Linked DNA regions of Homo sapiens: region 2 is linked to region 1. The links are chromatin loops, found by intact Hi-C in ENCODE. Cell type or tissue: HCT116. All regions are shown on one strand. Links, peaks and the distances in the headings refer to the core of each region. The heading gives the core; the rest is flanking DNA. Region 1 has its middle 19 kb from the start of POLL. Region 2 has its middle 38 kb from the start of LINC02681.

Region 1 (8,323 bases), core at 255-8,254:
TCATGGTCTATGGGGCCTCACAGGCACTGTGGTCTCTGGCTACAGAAGCAGCCTCTCCACTTGCCCACAGCTCAGCTCAGCGGGGGAGCTGGCCGCCTTATGCTGGGCACCTTTGCTGTGCTGTGTGGCTGTCACCGATCCTGCTGTCCCTAGCAAGGCCCTGTGGGAGGTTGGGATGGGGGTGCTGCTGGAGGGCAACACAGTCCTGCTCTTCCATGGTCAGTGGGGCCCCCCAGTCAAGGGATCTGAATTCCCCATCCCCTGTGTCACAGTTAGTATTTGGGACCTGGGAGGAATTTTAGATGCCATCCAGCCCCCTTACCCCATTTATAAAAGAGGAAACTGAGGCCCAGAGATGGGATATGCCCTGGTTCAAGGTCTCTCAGAGGTCAGGAGGGCTGGACCTAGGAGTAAGGCATGCTTCCACCCCACCCCAGAAGCTAAGTGTGCTGGGCAGGATTCAAAGGATCACCCCCAGTTATCTTTGCCTTTGGATTATCTCCCGTTTGAGTGTGGGTATGACTGTGATGAGGTGTCACTCATGTGGTCATGTCACATTATACGGCAAAAGGACCTAGTCTAATCACATGAACTCTTTAAAAGCAAAGAGCTTTCTCTGGCTGGTAGCAGAAGGGCAGTCAGAGAGATTTGAAGCAGGAGAAAGGCCAGAGAGCATCCTTGAAAAGCAGCCCTGGCTGACAGCCAGCAGGGAAACAGTCCTACAGCCACAAGGAACTGAATTCCACCAGCAACAAGAATGTGTGTGGATGCAGCCTTTCCCAGAGCCACCAGCGAAGAGCCCAGGCTGGCAACACCTGGATTTCAGCCTTGTGGGACCCTAAGCAGAGAACTGGGCTGAGCCTGCTCAGACTGCTGACCTACAGCACTGTGAGATCATAAGTTGGTGTTGGTTTAAGGGGCAGAGTTTGTGATAATCTGTTATGCAGCAGTAGGAAACAGACTCATAGGGCCTAGGGGAAGGGTGTCTTAGGAAGCTCCTAGGAGGTGGGCAGGGGATGAAGTTGGGAGAGGGCTGGGTGCTCTGTCCTAATGCCATCCTTCCCCTATATTCCCACATGGTAGTAACTGACTGGACCCAAAGTCCTCACCACTCCCTACTGCTGTAACTGGGACCGAACCCTGTAAGCATTTACATTTGTGACTCTTGCCCAGGTGGAGTCTGGGCCCCTGCGTGGTAAGCAGTGAGCTTCCCTCTCACAGGAGTGGGTCCTTGACAAGAGGAGTTTCTGTGGCATTGGCTCAGGTAGAGCCTTCTAGGTTGTGGGCACTCCAGGCAGGCTAATCTGATGCCCTTTCAAACCAGAGTTCCCTTCCTCCTCCCAAACCAGAGTTTTTCAAATGTATATATTCATGGTGCCTGGATTGGTGCCAGTAAAAGATGTTTTTTGTTTGTTTGTTTTGAGATGGCGTTTCGCTCTTGTTGCCCAGGCTGGAGTGTGCAATGGCGCGATCTCAGCTGACTACAACCTCCATCTCCCGGGTTCAAGCGATTCTCCTGCCTCAGCCTCCTGTGTAGCTGGGATTACAGGTGCATGCCACCATGCCCAGCTAATTTTTGTATTTTTAGTAGAGACAGGGTTTCACCATGTTGGTCAGGCTGGTCTCGAACTCCTGACCTCATGATCTGCCCGCCTCGGCCTCCCAAAGTGCTGGGATTACAGGCGTGAGCCACCGCACCCGGCCAAAGATGTTTTTGATTCCTACTAGATAGAAGGCAACAGCTTCTATGGAGGTTGGAGAAGACCAAGGCACATTTTTCAGGTTATGAAAGGAGCCTCCAGTGAGGAGTTAGCTGTACCCTATTTCTGGTTTGTTTCAGCAGAGTTTCACCGTCATTTATTGACTCCTGAGCCTGGCCAGTCCACCCTTAACCCATTCTGCACATGGATTATATCATGTAGGCTTCCCAACAGCCCTCTGATAGTTGTATTATCCCCATTTTGCAGATGATGAAAGTGAGGCCCAGAGAGGTTCATTTACTAGTTCTAAGTCACACACCATATGAAGAACAGAGCTGGGTTTCAGCTCAGATCTGTGTGACCTGGGAAGCCCAGCTGGTTTTCCTGGCTCCTCTCTGGGACTGGTTCGATCCATCCCAAATGTAACTGGGCTTTCTGTCCTAACCTCTTTCCCTCCTTCCCCCTTATCTGAAGCAAGGAGCCTGAGCTTTTCAGTCTGTGGAGGGTTCCTGTGCTGATGTTGAAGGACACAGTCCCCGGCCCTGAAGCCTGGGGTTTGGAATCAGCAGTCGCCCGCTTGCCCTGAGGTGGGGTCTCCTGACCTCTCCACCTCCATTTGGGAATTAGTGGTGTCGAGGGCTCCAATGCCTGAGCACTCCTAAGCTACAGCCCTGCTGGAGGCAGGGGTCCGGGCTCTGTAGCTCACAGACATCCCTACGTGTCTGCCCTGTCCCCCATGGCCCCAGCGGGCCTGCACACACCTGACCCTTTCCCCTCAGCCCTTGGCCTCATGTCCCTGCACACACCCGGTCCGGCCCCACAGCCCACACATGCCTCACTTGTCCCCATGCCAACTCCACCTCAGGGCCTGATGGGGGCCTCGCCTGGCCTGAGACGTCGCCTCCCCACAGCTCCAGGCGTCCGCTGAGGAATCCTCCCTCATCATCCTGACCTTGGACCCAGCATTCTGTGGAGCACTTTGGGGCCAGTTTGAGCATAGCCTCTGGTCGAGCTACCCTCCCTACCTGTCAGCCAGACAGCACCTTGTAAGGGGATCATCCCCCGGCCTGTTCCCCTTCCTCCCGAGCTGCCTAACGGGGAGGGAGCCGAGGGCCCTCGGGCGTGGCCCCAGAGGAGAACCCAGAGGCCATGCTCTTCCCCTTCCTGCTGGCAACAGTCCTGAGCGCCAGCTTCCCACCTCAGAGACTCTGAGAACCAGGGTCCACCCACCTGAGGGCCTCCTTGGCTCTCCCTTACCTTGTGCCCACGGGAGCCTCAGGACCACCAAGCGGAGGGGCGGTCTGCAAGGAGATGTCCCCTCTCTACCTCCCTGCGAAGAATAAATTCGGGCTGCAGATGCCCCTCGGGCTCCGCAGGGAGGAGCCTCACTCGCCACTCTAGCTTCAGGCTCTGCCTTCCTGATCCTAACACCCTCCACCCTCTGGGAACAAACGGGCCTCTGGGATCCGAAATGGGAGCGGCCGCACTGAAACGGGGATGGCGGGATGGGGAGTGCTCCGTGGGGCGTCCTTGGGGACGGGTGCGGGGCCTGCCGGGCTGCGGGGCCTGGCTGGGGGCGGGGCGGGTATTGGGGGCCACGGGCGCGCTTCCTGGAAGCCGCCAGCAGAGGGCGCGCGAGGACCGGCGAAGAGGTCCGGCCGCGCGGAAGGCCTGGGTGGGGTGTGGTTGAGGGTGCGGTGGGTGCGGGGCAAGAAACCCGCGGCCGGGCTTCTCTCCGATCTCGGGCGTGAGAGTGGAGTGGGGTGGAGTGGGGTGGGGCGGAAGGGTCCCCACTGCGCTGCTGCAGCGCGAGCCCCCGCTCCTCTCTGCAGGAGGCGGCCCGAAGGGGCCTGGCGTGCCCTTCGAAGGGGGTAGAGCCTCCCCGTCACCCCGCCGGGAGCTGAGACAGCGGAGCTGGGACTGGTGACTTTGGTGCTGAATCCGGTGGGACCCCATTCCCCACACTCAACCCTGGTCAGGGCTCTGTGCCTCAGTTTCCCCGTGGGTGTGTTCTGTCCTTGATCCTGGATGTTCTAAACTGGGAGATCAGGTGGGGTGAGAACACCGAGTGGGCGGGAACCAGCACCTCCCCAGGTCCCCACCCCATCCCTCTTTCCCCGCCCACCTTGAAGGCAGAGCCTGAGAGAAGAAAGAGATGGGGAGAGGAGAAAGGCGTGAGAGACGGAGGGAGGGGCTGCCTGGAGCACCGTGGGGAAGTTGAGAAGGTTCGCGGAGGAGGGCCGGGATGCGTGGACACGAAAGCGGGCCCAGCTCCCCCGGGGAAGCTCTTCCGAGACTTGCTGAGGCCGTCTGCGCCTCCTCCCGGGCTGAGCTGGGGGCTGAGCTCTGGACTGCATCCCAGGGACCATCGCTCCGCCTGTAGCCCACCTCCAGCCGCCGTGATTTATGGCTGGGCCAGGCCCGTCGACCTTGGACGGATAACTAATGACAGGTCAATAACGCTACAGAAGAAGTGAACTGGTGAGGGGAGGAGGGACGAGGCCCATTAGCCGGCCCATCCCCTGCCTGCCGGCATCTCCCCTCTCATCCTGGTGCCTTTCACTGCAGTCCCCTTGCTGGGGGCTTCCCAAGGACCTCCTGACAGGTCTGAGAGGTGATGGTTAACACCGCTGCAATGGGGGTGGGGGTTGGGGTAGAGGCGTGACCAGAACACATTGGAGAGACCCAAAATGGGTCACAGGAAGGTGAAGGAGACAGGTGGGGGTGGTGGGGGTTCCTGGGAACACACGCCTTTTCCATTCTCATATTGGGAAGCCAGCATTGATTGAGGGGGGAGGGAGCAGTCCTTGCCGTTGGAAGGCAGGGTACCCTGGCAGAGGAACCCTGGTGCCCCCCACCCCCCTCCACCGGGCTCCCTCCCCAGGCCCCTCTCTCTGGTGTCCTCTGCCTCCTCCCACCCCAAGCTACCTGAGGTCAGAGTGTTTACTGTAGTCTTTGGGGGCCACCTCATTTCTGTGCCTGCTTGTATGTGGGTTGTACAAGGCACTGGCTGGGGTCTCAGTTCCTGTATCATCTGGTTTCTACTGGGAGTGGACCACTCCTCCTCTCAGGAGTGCCAGCCTCCCTCCCCTTGTTTGAGATCACCTGGGTCATCCCCTGGGCCCCTCATCCACTTTCAACACCGCAGGGAACCCAGAGTTGGGGGTAGGGAAGCAGCCTTCTCAAAGCCTGCCTCGATTTACTCTATCTCGGTGTCAGCAGCCAGGTGTCCGTGTGAATGCCTTTCTGCCTGCCATCCCCATTTTGCAGATGAAGAAGTTTGAGCTGAGAGAAGCCAGGGAGGAGCTGAGACTGGAATTCAGTCATAGCCTCTATTCTGTCCCACCTTCCCCCGGGTCCTGGCCTTCTCCCGCTCTCTGCTCCTCCTTAACTCCTGCCCAACTCTGCCTGCAAAGGAGACACCCAATGAGAGGGCCACTGAGGCAAGGGCATTCCGCCCCCAGGTTAGACACAGGGTAACAGAAAAGTCTTGGAGGAAGTGTGGGGCAGTGACAGTGGGATAGGGGAAGATATTCGGTCGTGCAGGTACCCTTCGTGGTGGGGACAATGGATGCCCCGTGAGTATGTATGTGGATTCATATGTGCACATGTATTCATGAATACAGTTATTCATTCAACAAACAGGTACTGAGTGGCTACCATGTGTCAGGCCCTGAGAATGTAGGGGCAACACTGGGAGCTTGCGAGTGCTGTATTCTAGCAAGGGGCGCGCGCACAGGATAGGTATGTCTGAGGGCTCTGGTGGGGCGCGGACTCACTGCAGAATAGAAGTGGACTTGGGCGCTGGCAGATGCGAGGCAGCAATTCTCACTTTGTGGACGGAGACATGGAATCTTCCCCTGTCTCCTCAACCCCCATTCCACTTCCAGCCTCTCACATACCCCCCGTCCCAAATCAAACTCACCAGCTCCTCTCCCAAACCTACTCCTGCTGGCCTGTCTTACTAGCTCAGCCTGGAAACCTCAGGATCCAGGATGGGCAACATAATCTTCAAGGCCTGGTGCAAAATGAAAACAAGGAGCTTCTTAATAAAAAATTAGAATTTCAAGACAGAGACAGTAGAATGTACAATCAGGCATGGGGCTCGTGTAAGTGCAGGGTCCTGTCAAGTCAGCCTGCCTGGCGCCTCCCGCCCGCTTACTCTCTGGTTCATTGACTTCCTGATCCTCTCCTTTCCTTTCTAGGCTAGCCCAGGCCTCACGGGTCTTAGGCTAGCCCAGGCCTCATGGGTCTCTCAGGTGGACAGGCTCCACCCTCCTCGATTGCCTCCTGGCTTCCAGCCTCCCAGTCCCAGTCTGTCTGAGAAGTCTCATTCCCACCACACTCAACCAATGCCATTCACCTGGATTCCTGTCCTCTTAGACTTCTTGTCCTCAAACACTCCCTACATTTCCCCGTTTCCATACCTTTTGTTCAGAATTCAGTTCCTCTAAAAAATTCACTCCTCCTTTAGCCACCTCCTCCAGGAAGACTGTCCTGATTTTCCAGTTGTAAATCTTATATCACAAACTATTTGGGTCAAAGCACATAGCAACTTTCTGCCTTCACTCACAGCCATTCATCTGCCCACTCCCATAAACTTAAGATTCTAGAAGACAGGGATGGTGTTACCTTCATCATTATAACTGCCCCAGCACCTAACTGACAGGTGCATGGTATGACTCAGTCAATACTTGTTGATGCAGCTGTGGGCATCTTTTACATGTGTGTGGGTGTTTAGACACCCTGAATTGTGTGCACAGAGCAGTGTGTAGGGCTTGTGTTCATGTGCAAGCATTTCTGCTTATATGTATACATATTTCCATATCTATGCATGAGCAATCATGTTAGGCGCATACATGTGTATGGACATAGTGGTTTCTGTAGGCTTGTGTAAGAATTGAAGGTACACGGGTGTGCACGGTGGTGTGTGCATGGATTTACATTGGCGGGTGTATACCCAGGTCTGGTGGCAGATGTATGTGTGTGCGTGACACAAAAGGATGTGTGCATGGTCCCATGAGGTCAGGGTTGTGCCTGAACAAGTGCTGCGGGTGCACCGTACAAGGATATAGGCGCCTGGCGCGTGTGCAGGCCATGTGTGTGCACAGCTGCACGTCCTGGCCGCAGGCAGGCCAGACGCCCGGTGAGCCCCCTGCGGCCGCTGAGCGCAGGGCTTTGTTCCTCCGCCGAGAAGGGCCGCGTGGTTTCACGGCTCCTCGGTCTGGGCGTCTTGGGCCCCGACGTGATTGGCGGCCCGGCGGCAGCGGCTGGGCTCCCTCCCGGGGCGGGCGGAGCAGGATCGGCTCCCGTTACCGGCACGGGGTGGGGGTGGGGGGGCTCCAGGCCATCCATCTTCTGTTATTACAGCGTAATGGGGCTGCTCGGGCGCCCGCCCATTTGTCATCGGCCTCGTTCGCTGATAACGGGCATTTGTCATCACTTTCCTCTGCGCCAATGTCATCAGCGCGGCTGACAGCGGGAGGGGGGGCGTGCATGAGCACAGGCGCGCACACATGCACATGGGCCTGCTGGATACATGCTCGCGCACACACACACATGCACGCGGAACCTGAGAGACACGCCGATGCTGGGGGACACATGTCCCTATGCAGGGATCAAGGTTCCCTGGAGAGGACACACATGCAGACACACACTCACAACAGCCTCGTCTGTCAAGATATTCCCAGCTGGAGATCCTCTTCCCCAGTGGAAGAGCTGTATGTAGGGGGGGCAGGGGAGAGGATATTCCTGGTTAATGGCAGCTTGCATGCAGGTGGCCCTCTGCCAGCTTCGTGTGCACACGTGTGACATCAGCCACCAACATTTACTGCGCTCCCCACAGGCTGTACAGGCCTGAATGTGACTGTGTGTTCCATTGGCAGCACAGGGACAGCCAGAGAGTCACAATCAGGCCGGGCGTGGTGGCTCACTCATCCCTGTAATCCCAGCATTTTGGGAGGCCAAGGCAGGCAGACCACAAGGTCAGGAGTTTGAGACCAGCGTGGCCAACATAGTGAAACCCCGTCTCTACTAAAAGTACAAAAAAAATTAGCTGGGCGTGGTGGTATGCGCTTGTAATCCCAGGTACTTGGGAGGCTGAGGCAGGAGAATCGCGTGAACCTGGGAGGCGGAGGTTGCAGTGAACCGAGATGGCACCATTGCACTCCAGCCCAGGTGACAGTAGGAGACTCCCATCTCAAAAAAAAAGAGTCACAATCAGGGCTCCCAGGACTCTCAGATACAAGGATGTTGGTGGAGTCTGCATGGCTGGCTGGGGGGTGGTGATGAGGTGGGGGCATGATGGCTGCTGGCTGGTGGGTGGTGGGATGACTGATCCCCACAATGCCTTCCTCCCAACCCTCCAGAGACAGTGTGGCATGGGAGTCACTCTTCCACTCCTGGCCCTATTCAGGCTCTGAGCCTAGGCTGATCTGCAGCAAGAGGGACTTAGGAAAGACTCCAGAAAGAACTTCCTGCCTGAAAGGGGTGTGAGGCAGATTAAGGACAGGGTAACACTGGTAGTCCAGGGAAGCTTGGAAGGGAAGGAACCTCCCCCACTTGTCTGTGTCCTATGCCCTCTAGGCTGGGTCAGGGGCCAGCCCACTTGGGGCACGGATATG
Region 2 (8,323 bases), core at 210-8,209, 270 kb after region 1:
TGGTCTGAGAGGGAGCCTTGCCCAAGCCGTTCTTCTTGCCTGTGACTTCTCCCGAAGCCCCAGCGGCAACACTCTCGGCTCCCTCAGGCTCTGATGTGTGTCTCATGTGTCAGCTGGGCCTGCTTTATCTCTCTCTTCCTAGGGCTCTGCAGCTGGATTTCTGACTCTTCTACTGATCTCTGAAATCCTGGGGCACCACCTCTCACCTTCATGGAGACAGATGAACCTTCAGACAGGGGTGTCTTCAGGGGAGGGGCAGCCCGGCAGGTGCTAATGACCTCTTCTTTGGTTTATGCCAGTGGCCCATTGGGTACTCATGTGGAGCAAATATGGGATGGAAGGGGAGAGAGCTGCTGCTGAGGATGGGGGCAGGAAGGGACTGTCTTGCTCCTTAGAGACCTACATGTGTGTGAGGTGGGGAAGGGGGTCCCAGGGTGGAAAGTGAGAGGGTAGAGGGCTATAAGGCCAAACAGGGACCAGGTAGTTGCTGCCCTATCCTCCCCTCTACAATGACTCCACCCCAGCATATCCCCTTGTCAAGGCTTTCTGGGTCCTGGCCTACCTGGGCCTAAATAATTGAGGAGCCCATTATAGCCTTGCTGTTTCCTCACTGTCAAGTGTAAACGCTGCACTGGTCGGGTGGGGAAATGGGGCTAATTTGAATTGATAATAGGAAACGCGGGGAAAAGTCATCTATGGTGAGTGAGGAGCGAGCGATCCCTGAGCAGATGCTAAATCTTGTATAATGAAAGAATCTGCCGATGTCAATTATGTACGAGCGTCTTTGCAGTGGTTGGAGGCGGTGGGCGGGTGAGGGAATGGAGGGACGGGTGCATCCCATAAACCCAAACACCCATCAAAGGCTCATACATATGGAGCGGTGGAGATTACAGCATAAATTTGAATGTTATGAATGTGGATGAGGGACAGGCAGGAAGCCCACCTCATAAGGGGGCTGTTTTCAGCGCACATGTACAAGGGAGCTTTTGTCCTCTTGGTTCCTCAGCTGTGTTTCCTCCATGTCAGCTGTGCTCCCTCTGCAACCAGTTGTGTCTCAGGATGAGAAAGAAAGTCAGGATATGGGGGTGCTGGGACAGGGTAAGATCAGCTGTTCTTCTGGGGCTTGGATGTGAGTCCCTTGGGAGCTCTGGGCCCAAACTGCCCTTGACCCATTCAGAGTGCTGCCAGGATGTTTAGCTGGGCATGGTGGTGCACGCCTTTAGTCCCAGCTACTTGGGGGAGCTGAGGCAGGAGGATCGCTTAAGCCTAGGAGGTTGAGGCCGCAGTGAGCCAAGATCGTGCCACTGCACCCCATCCTGGGCAACAGAGTGAGACCCTGTCTCAAAAAAAGAGGGCTGCCAGGATGAGATCTAGAGATCAATGTGACCAAAGATCCAGGGGGATATCCTGAAATATCTCTGATGTGACCACAGCTTTCCCTCCCCACTGATGGAAGAGACGGGAAAGAGCAATGTAGACCATGATGCCAACCACAGATTGGGCAGGGAGATCCTGGAAGACAGCCTGGAGGAAGAGGTCAAAAACTGTGCTTATAAAGGGGGCTAACAACTCAGAAGGACAATATCAGCAGCACATCTTTCCATTCCTAAGTACAAATCCTCATCACACATGGGATCGGGTGTTTGTGAGTATACACATGCATGCACACCCTGTAACAGGGCCCAGACCCCTCCATCAGTTCCCAACCTGCAGCCTCTCCCTGAGCAGACTTTGTGATTTGTGGTGCAGACCACCCAGGGACTTTAATCTTCACCGTGACAAATGCAATAAAAGGAACAATTTGGAGATCACAGCTAAGGAAGACACATTTACAAACCCTTCCCCAAAGGTTGGATGTGGCTGTCACCATGTGATTTGTGCTGGAGATGAAGCAGGGAGGGGGAGAGGGGGAGACAGAGAGCTGGAGAAGGAGGGCTGGGGAAAAGGAAGCATCCCCAGCTCTCTCCTCCTCACCCTCTCTGCTGGATCACAGTGGAAGGGGCTAAGCTAGCAGAAGGATGACTGGACCCACCGGCAGCCACTGCCACCCTCCCCCATCATGACTAGGGAGCACAACTCAATTACCAGGAACACAGCCCAGAACCACAAAGCTGCAGAGATTCATCTCAGCAGTTCTGGGGCTCTATCTAGAGAAGGGATGGCAGGTGGGGGTGGAGGGGGTAGGGTTTGGAGAAGAGCGAGAGAAAGGGAGAGGCAGAGTGGAAAAGACATTTTAATAGAAAGACAGTGACATCTCAAGTTGCAAAGGGAGCGCCCTAAGAAGCTATATTCTGAGACAGGGAAGGGGAGGGGAAATTTTCCAATCAGGGCTCCTCCATCAGGCCTATCTGGAGGGGTCCAAACATAGAGCAACAATGTGGGTGGAGGGGAAACTTAATCTAGGGACAAATCCATTGGGCAGGCAGGTAAGCCTGGAGTTCCACAGGATGAGGTCAAACTGAGATCTTATAACTAAGCTAATAGATGACTTGAGATGGTGGGTGGTACAGTCAGGCACCTTCCTATCCCCTCTGAGTCTTCTTTTCTCTATCTATAAAATGAGTCCTAGGCCAGATGATCTGTAAGGTAGCTGCCTACCTTGCATCTTGGACTCTCTGAGACCCAGATGTCTTGGAGTCAATGACAGGAGACTGGATAAGAGAGACCAGTAGTAATCCACCACTCCCTGACCCTGACTTTCTCGTGGCTTATAGTGGTTATTAACACATGGGCTCCTTTCTGTTGGGATCTCAGCTGTGCCCCCCAGGGTTCAGGTCTACAGCTCTCTCAGCCACTCCCATCCCAGTAAGAGTTCAGAAGGAACCCATTGGCCCTCTTTGGTCTCAAAAAAGCTGGTCACTCTTAGCTTCCTTTTTGATAAGATCATCCTCAAACCAAGGCCATTCTGTCCCTGGCTCCCTCTACCCGATGCACAGGAGATGTTCTCTCTGCTCCAGGATTTAACTTTGAAGCCTCTAGGTTGCTTCCAGTTTTTGAGCTTTGAAAAAATTAGATATTTGTTCCCTTGACCTGTGCCCTCCCACCCCATTCCCCACCTTCCATCTACCTGTGCCCCCCAACTCCTCACCACCCCACTTCCAACCAGGCTGAGGGACCACAGAGGTGCCATGTTGGCAGGGAGGGGAATGTTACTAGGCTATGAGGCACTGGTTTTTCATCGCACTCAAGGCCACACCTCAGAACTCCTCCACCTAGCTGCTGCCCCTATGCTAGCCTGGTCCCCAGCACAGGACCATCTCCCTGTGCACTTCCAGGGCCAGACCTGGTCCTCATATCCAGGAAGTAGGCCTGGTGAGTGACTAAATGGGGGTAGGGAAAAGAAGACATTAGGAGTATGGGCCCTCACTGGAAACTCCCTAGGGATGATGGGGGTCAGATGCTAACAATGTCTAGTTGTCACAGTCATGGCTCAGCATGGCCACAGGGCAGAGATACGGGCCTCTCCAGGGCAGTGAATCTGGGCTGGATCATGGCCTCCAAGGGCGTGTAGGAGGTAGGGAGCTGGGGAGGTTGAGAAATGTAAGGAGGTGGGGAGTGGACAAAAGTATGTTCTCTAAGTTCTAGACACAAAGGAGAGAAGCCTCTACATAGGAATGAAGAGAGGAGCTTGGGAGGGACTAAATCAGGGCTGACTTTCCCAAGGCATCTCTCCTTGGGGCAGGGACTAAAAGTGTAAAAACATTCAAACAAGGTGAGTCCCTAGATATGGGCTCCATGGTAGACAGTGAAGCAAGGGGAACTGAACTGCTAATGCTGGATGGGGCAATTCCCATGGTCCTCTGCTGCCTCCCTCTGGAGAGGGCATAACGGTGAGCTCTGCTCTGCTGCCAGCCCCTCTGCAGGTCCTCCTGGCTTCTCTTCACTGCACCTCACCTCCATCTAGGTCCTCGATTTCTCCCCAGGTCCTCATACACTGTATTAGTCAGGGTTTTCCAGAGAAACAGACCAAGAAAGAGAGAAAGAGAGAAAGAAAGAAAGAAAGAAAGAGGAGGAAAGAAGGAGAGAGAGAAAGAGAGAGATAGAGATAGAAAGAAAGAGTGAAAGAAAGAGGAGAAAGAAAAAAAGAAAGAAAGAAAAGAAGAAAGGGAGAAAGAAGCAGACAAGGAGAGAAGGTGAGAAAGAGAGGAAGAGAAAGAGAGAGAGAAAGAGAGAGATAGAGAAAGAAAGGAAAAAGAAAGAAAGAAAGAAAGGAAAGGAAAGAAGAAAGAAGGAAGGTAGGAAGGAAGAAGGTAGATAAAGGGACTTATTATGAATGATTGAGTCACCCAATTATGGAGGCCAAAAAGTCCCATGATGTGCTGACTGCAAGCTAGAGGCCCAGGAAAGTGAGTGGTATAGTTCCAGTCCAAGCCCAAAGGCCTGATAACTGTGGGGGCCGGGGAGGGGCTGGTGTATAAGTCCTGGTCCAAGTCTTAAGTCCCCAAAACCAGCAATGTCAAATCATAAGACAAGAGGAGATGGATGGCCTAGATCAAGCAGAAAGCAAATTCACCCTCCCTCTGCCTTTTTCTTCTATTCAGGCCATCAACAGATTGAATGATGCCCACCCACAGTGATGAGTGTGAGTCTTCCTCACTCAGCCTACTGATTCCAGAAACTCCCTCCACAGACACACCCAGAAATAATGTTTTCCCAGCTATCTGGGCATCCCTTAGCCCAGTCAAGTTGGCATATAAAGTTAAGTATTCCAGGCTAAGCGAGGTGGCTCACGCCTGTAATCCCAGCACTTTGGGAGGCCGAGGCAGGTGGATCACCTGAGGTCAGGAGTTTGAGACCAGCCTGGCCAACATGGTGAAACCCCATCTCTACTAAAAATACAGAAATTAGCTGAGTGTGGTGGTGCATGCCTGTAATCCCAGCTACTCAGGAGGCTGAGGCAGGAGAATCGCTTGAATCCAGGAGGCGGAGGTTGCAGTGAGCTGAGATAGTGCCATTGCGCTCCAGCCTGGGCGACAGAGCAAGACTGTCTCAAAACAAATAATAATAAATAAAATAAGCATCCCAGACACCATCTTCACATCTGACAATGCCTCCTGATACCCCCTCTCCCACCACAGAGAAAGCACTAGATAAAAAATACACTATGAGACCGGTGTAGTGGCTTATGCCTGTAAGCTGAGTACTTTGGGAGGCTGAGGTGGGCAGATTGCTTGAGGCCACGAGTTCAAGACCAGCCAGATCAACATAGTGAGATCCTGTTTCTACAAAAAAAAAGAAAAAAATAGCCAAATGTGGTGGTGCATGCCTGTAGTTCTAGCTAGTCAAAAGGCTCAGGCAGAAGGATTGCTTGAGCACAGGAGGCAGAGGCTGCAGTGAGCTATGATCATGCTGCTGCACTGTAGACTCTAGCCTGGGTGACAGAGTGAGAACCTGTCTCAAAAAAAAAAAAAAAAAAAAAAGAGAAGACTAGTAGGTGGCAAAAGGGGCTCTGTGACATCTTCTCTATTCTCTGTCTCTCTTCTTAGAGAAGGGACTTTGACTTGGCTTACTCATTTGCATCCCTGTCCCCAAGGATAGGCTGGGCTGGGACGGTAGGAGAGAGGAGTAGACCAAGAATTGGTTCATTCCTTGTGGCCTCCGCCTTTCCCTATATGACTTTACCCAAGGCCGAGACCAAGCCCAAAGCCAGATGGGAGTCTCTGTTGACTGAGTGCCCTCCCCTGCCAGAGGACCAATCCCAACTGAGCAATCCCTGACCCTCAGCTCTGTCTGCCTCTCACCAGGCTTAGTCTAGTGGTGAGGGGTTTGAGACCCCAGATGGTGGAGGTCGGGGAGGGGGGCTGTAAAAGAGGGTCAGAAGTGGCCAGTGGGTCACATGGACTCTAAGAGCGACATTTCCCTCCCTAAGTCCTTAGACTTAGTCCAGCAGACTGGAGGTTGATGGGAAAACAACAAAAAAGTCAAGGAGAAAGCCATTCTGGGTTCCCCCCTCCTTCATGTTCAAAACTGTTTGGCACATTCTTACACATGCAGCCACAAACATGCATGCACGTGCACACAGACACACACACACATGCACACACAGAGCTGAGCTACATATGACACATCGTGGAGTGGGGACCAGTGTGGTGGGCTTGAGGGGAAGAGCAGAGCAGGAGGCTGTAATAGTCAGCTGAGGGCACAGGTGCAAAGCAAGGGGCACTTTGTGGGGAGCGGTAACGTGAGTACACATGGCGGGCTGGAGGTCCAGAGAAAATAGAAAGGGAGATGAATTGAAGCAGAGGGTCAGCCAGAGGCTGAGGAGAGGGTGCCTCTAAAGGGAAGGATCTGGCCTATGAGCAGTGCTAGCAGAATTCCATGGTGACTGGGCACCCAGGCATTGGGTAAACCAGTGCACCCTGTTCTGAATAAGAGGTGAGCCATTCAGGCCTCCAAAGGCACCCCCAGAAGGAAGCCAGAGGCCAGGAGTGCTCCAGGTCTCATTCTTCTTCCCCTCTGCTGTTAAGTGGATGGGGTAGGTGGGAGTTGGGCTGCTGATCCCAATTTCCCCTCTCCCTCGAAAGCCTGGACTCACCCACTCTCTCCAAATTCAATTGTCCTTGATGAGATCCACTCTCCCACACTGAGCTTCCCTACCCCCTCCCAAAAGGGGCCAGGGAGACTAAAACAGGTTCTCTCTGTTTTGCTCTATTGTTTTTCTTCTTTTCCCCCACCATGTTCCAGGACCCAGGACATGCTCTGCCTTGCTCTAAATCCTAAACTGGACAAGCTTAGGGTAGGAAGAGTCAGCGGCGACTGTGGCTTCCTACCCATTTTCTTATTTGCGTGAGCCTGGCCTTTCAACCTGTTGTGAGGAGGTAGGATGTCAGGACAGTGGGGGTGGGAGACTGAGTATTTTGACCTTGCGAGGCCTGCCCCTGTCTTTACCCATTCCCCGCCAGCCCTCAGTGCCCTTTGAAGGTTTATAGTCATATAAATCGCAGAGTCCCATGCCAGGCTTGGAATTTGCAACTATAAATAGGCAGGAGGTAAACAAGGTGGCAGATGCAGGGGCTTGGGACAAGACGGAAAATCTGCCCCTCTTTGCCTGGGCAGGGGCCAAGGCACATCCGTGGAAAGGGATATCTTCCCTCCCTTCTCACCTCTCCTCCCCTGCCTGCTGCCTGCTGGCTGCCTGTGCTCTGGGCTTCTAGTCTTTTCCCTCTAGGCATTTATCCTCCAAGGCAGCTTTCTGCTCCAACTCTCCCTGGCCACCTGCCCTGTTTCATCTTGCCCTGAGTCAAAACAGGGCGGAGGGATTGCCTCCATTAGGCTCTGTGCCCCTCGGCCTCCCTCCAGCTGCTTCACACTTTATCCCGTGCTCCTCTAGTGAAGTCTTAAGGAGGTGCCGCTTCTGCCAACCACCAGCCTCCACCACTAGGGGCGCCCTGATCCCCTCTCCATCCAGCCAAGGTGATGCTAACATTTCTCAAGCAGGAAACCGTATTAGGAAACTCTGGGGAAACAAAGCAAAGACCCTCACCTCCCACTCATTCCCTTCTAAAGCACAGAACGTGAGAGTGCACAGATTTTATGTTGCTTAGGCTGATGGACACCTGCCTGGCCACTTGGAGTTTCTACCCATGATCTCTGGGCTGTATGAGCCAGATTCTGAGCAAAGAGTCTGAGTTTGAAACAATTTAGGTAGCATGCTTTCTAGATCCATCCCTGCCTTCTCTCTGCCCCAGGGTCGGGCTGATTTTATGCTCTGTTTTGTCCTGGCCCTGGCAGGTTCCCAGCCACCAACAGTCCTCTGATGAATGTCAGGCCCCGCTGGCCCTGCAATTACCTCTGTTCATCCCTCTTGTAAGAATCTGGATCTTCAGCCCTGAAATTCCTTCTTTCATCCTAAACCTGGGCTCTCCAATCACACTCACCCATCGGTTTAGAATCACAGAAACTAGAACGGAAAGAAATCTTATTTTTTCTCATTTTACAGATGAGGAACCTGAAGCCCAGAGTGGTGAAGTGACTTTCACCTCAGTTACACAGCTCAGATTGGCTTTGTTGCTAAAGTTGGAAACACTCCTCTGCCAAGCTTGGCTTCTCCACCTAGACCTTAACTTCCCAGCTCCTGCTGGCTTCCTTGGCCCCCCAGAAGCAGAGTAGCCACCTTTCAAAGGTTCATTCTCCTTTGCACCCTACATCTACCTGGCCTCTACATGGGGAGAGAGAAAGGACAGATTCCAAATCTCAAGAAATGGTTGAATTATATGTGGCTCCGTTTTCCAGTACCTTCAACCCCCCATTTCCCTGAGTCCTCTCTGATGGCTTATCGGGCAGATGTTCCTGGAGGAATGACTTCCCAGAAGCCCATCTTCAT

What was found. Peaks named below come from ENCODE experiments on the same cell type or tissue, not always from the same donor. Only the 100,000 strongest peaks of a DNase experiment are listed, where the experiment ranks them.
Region 2: a loop joins it to region 1, with 4 times the contacts of the local background. A loop is called at or near these places in 47 of 110 quality-filtered maps.

The regions. Positions count from the first base shown.
Region 1 is chr10:101,565,384-101,573,706 of GRCh38, reverse strand. No RefSeq gene overlaps it. Among named protein-coding and RNA genes, the nearest start is that of POLL, 19 kb to the left of the region's middle. RefSeq lists a silencer at 3,273-3,572. In HCT116, for the core only: CTCF peaks have their summits at 3,137 and 3,343 (motif pointing right); DNase peaks (open chromatin) are centred at 3,346 and 3,786; H3K4me3 peaks cover 1,723 bases; H3K27ac peaks cover 1,167 bases.
Region 2 is chr10:101,297,107-101,305,429 of GRCh38, reverse strand. No RefSeq gene overlaps it. Among named protein-coding and RNA genes, the nearest start is that of LINC02681, 38 kb to the right of the region's middle. RefSeq lists enhancers at 7,083-7,152, 7,193-7,262. In HCT116, for the core only: CTCF peaks have their summits at 3,824 and 7,389; DNase peaks (open chromatin) are centred at 3,779 and 7,379.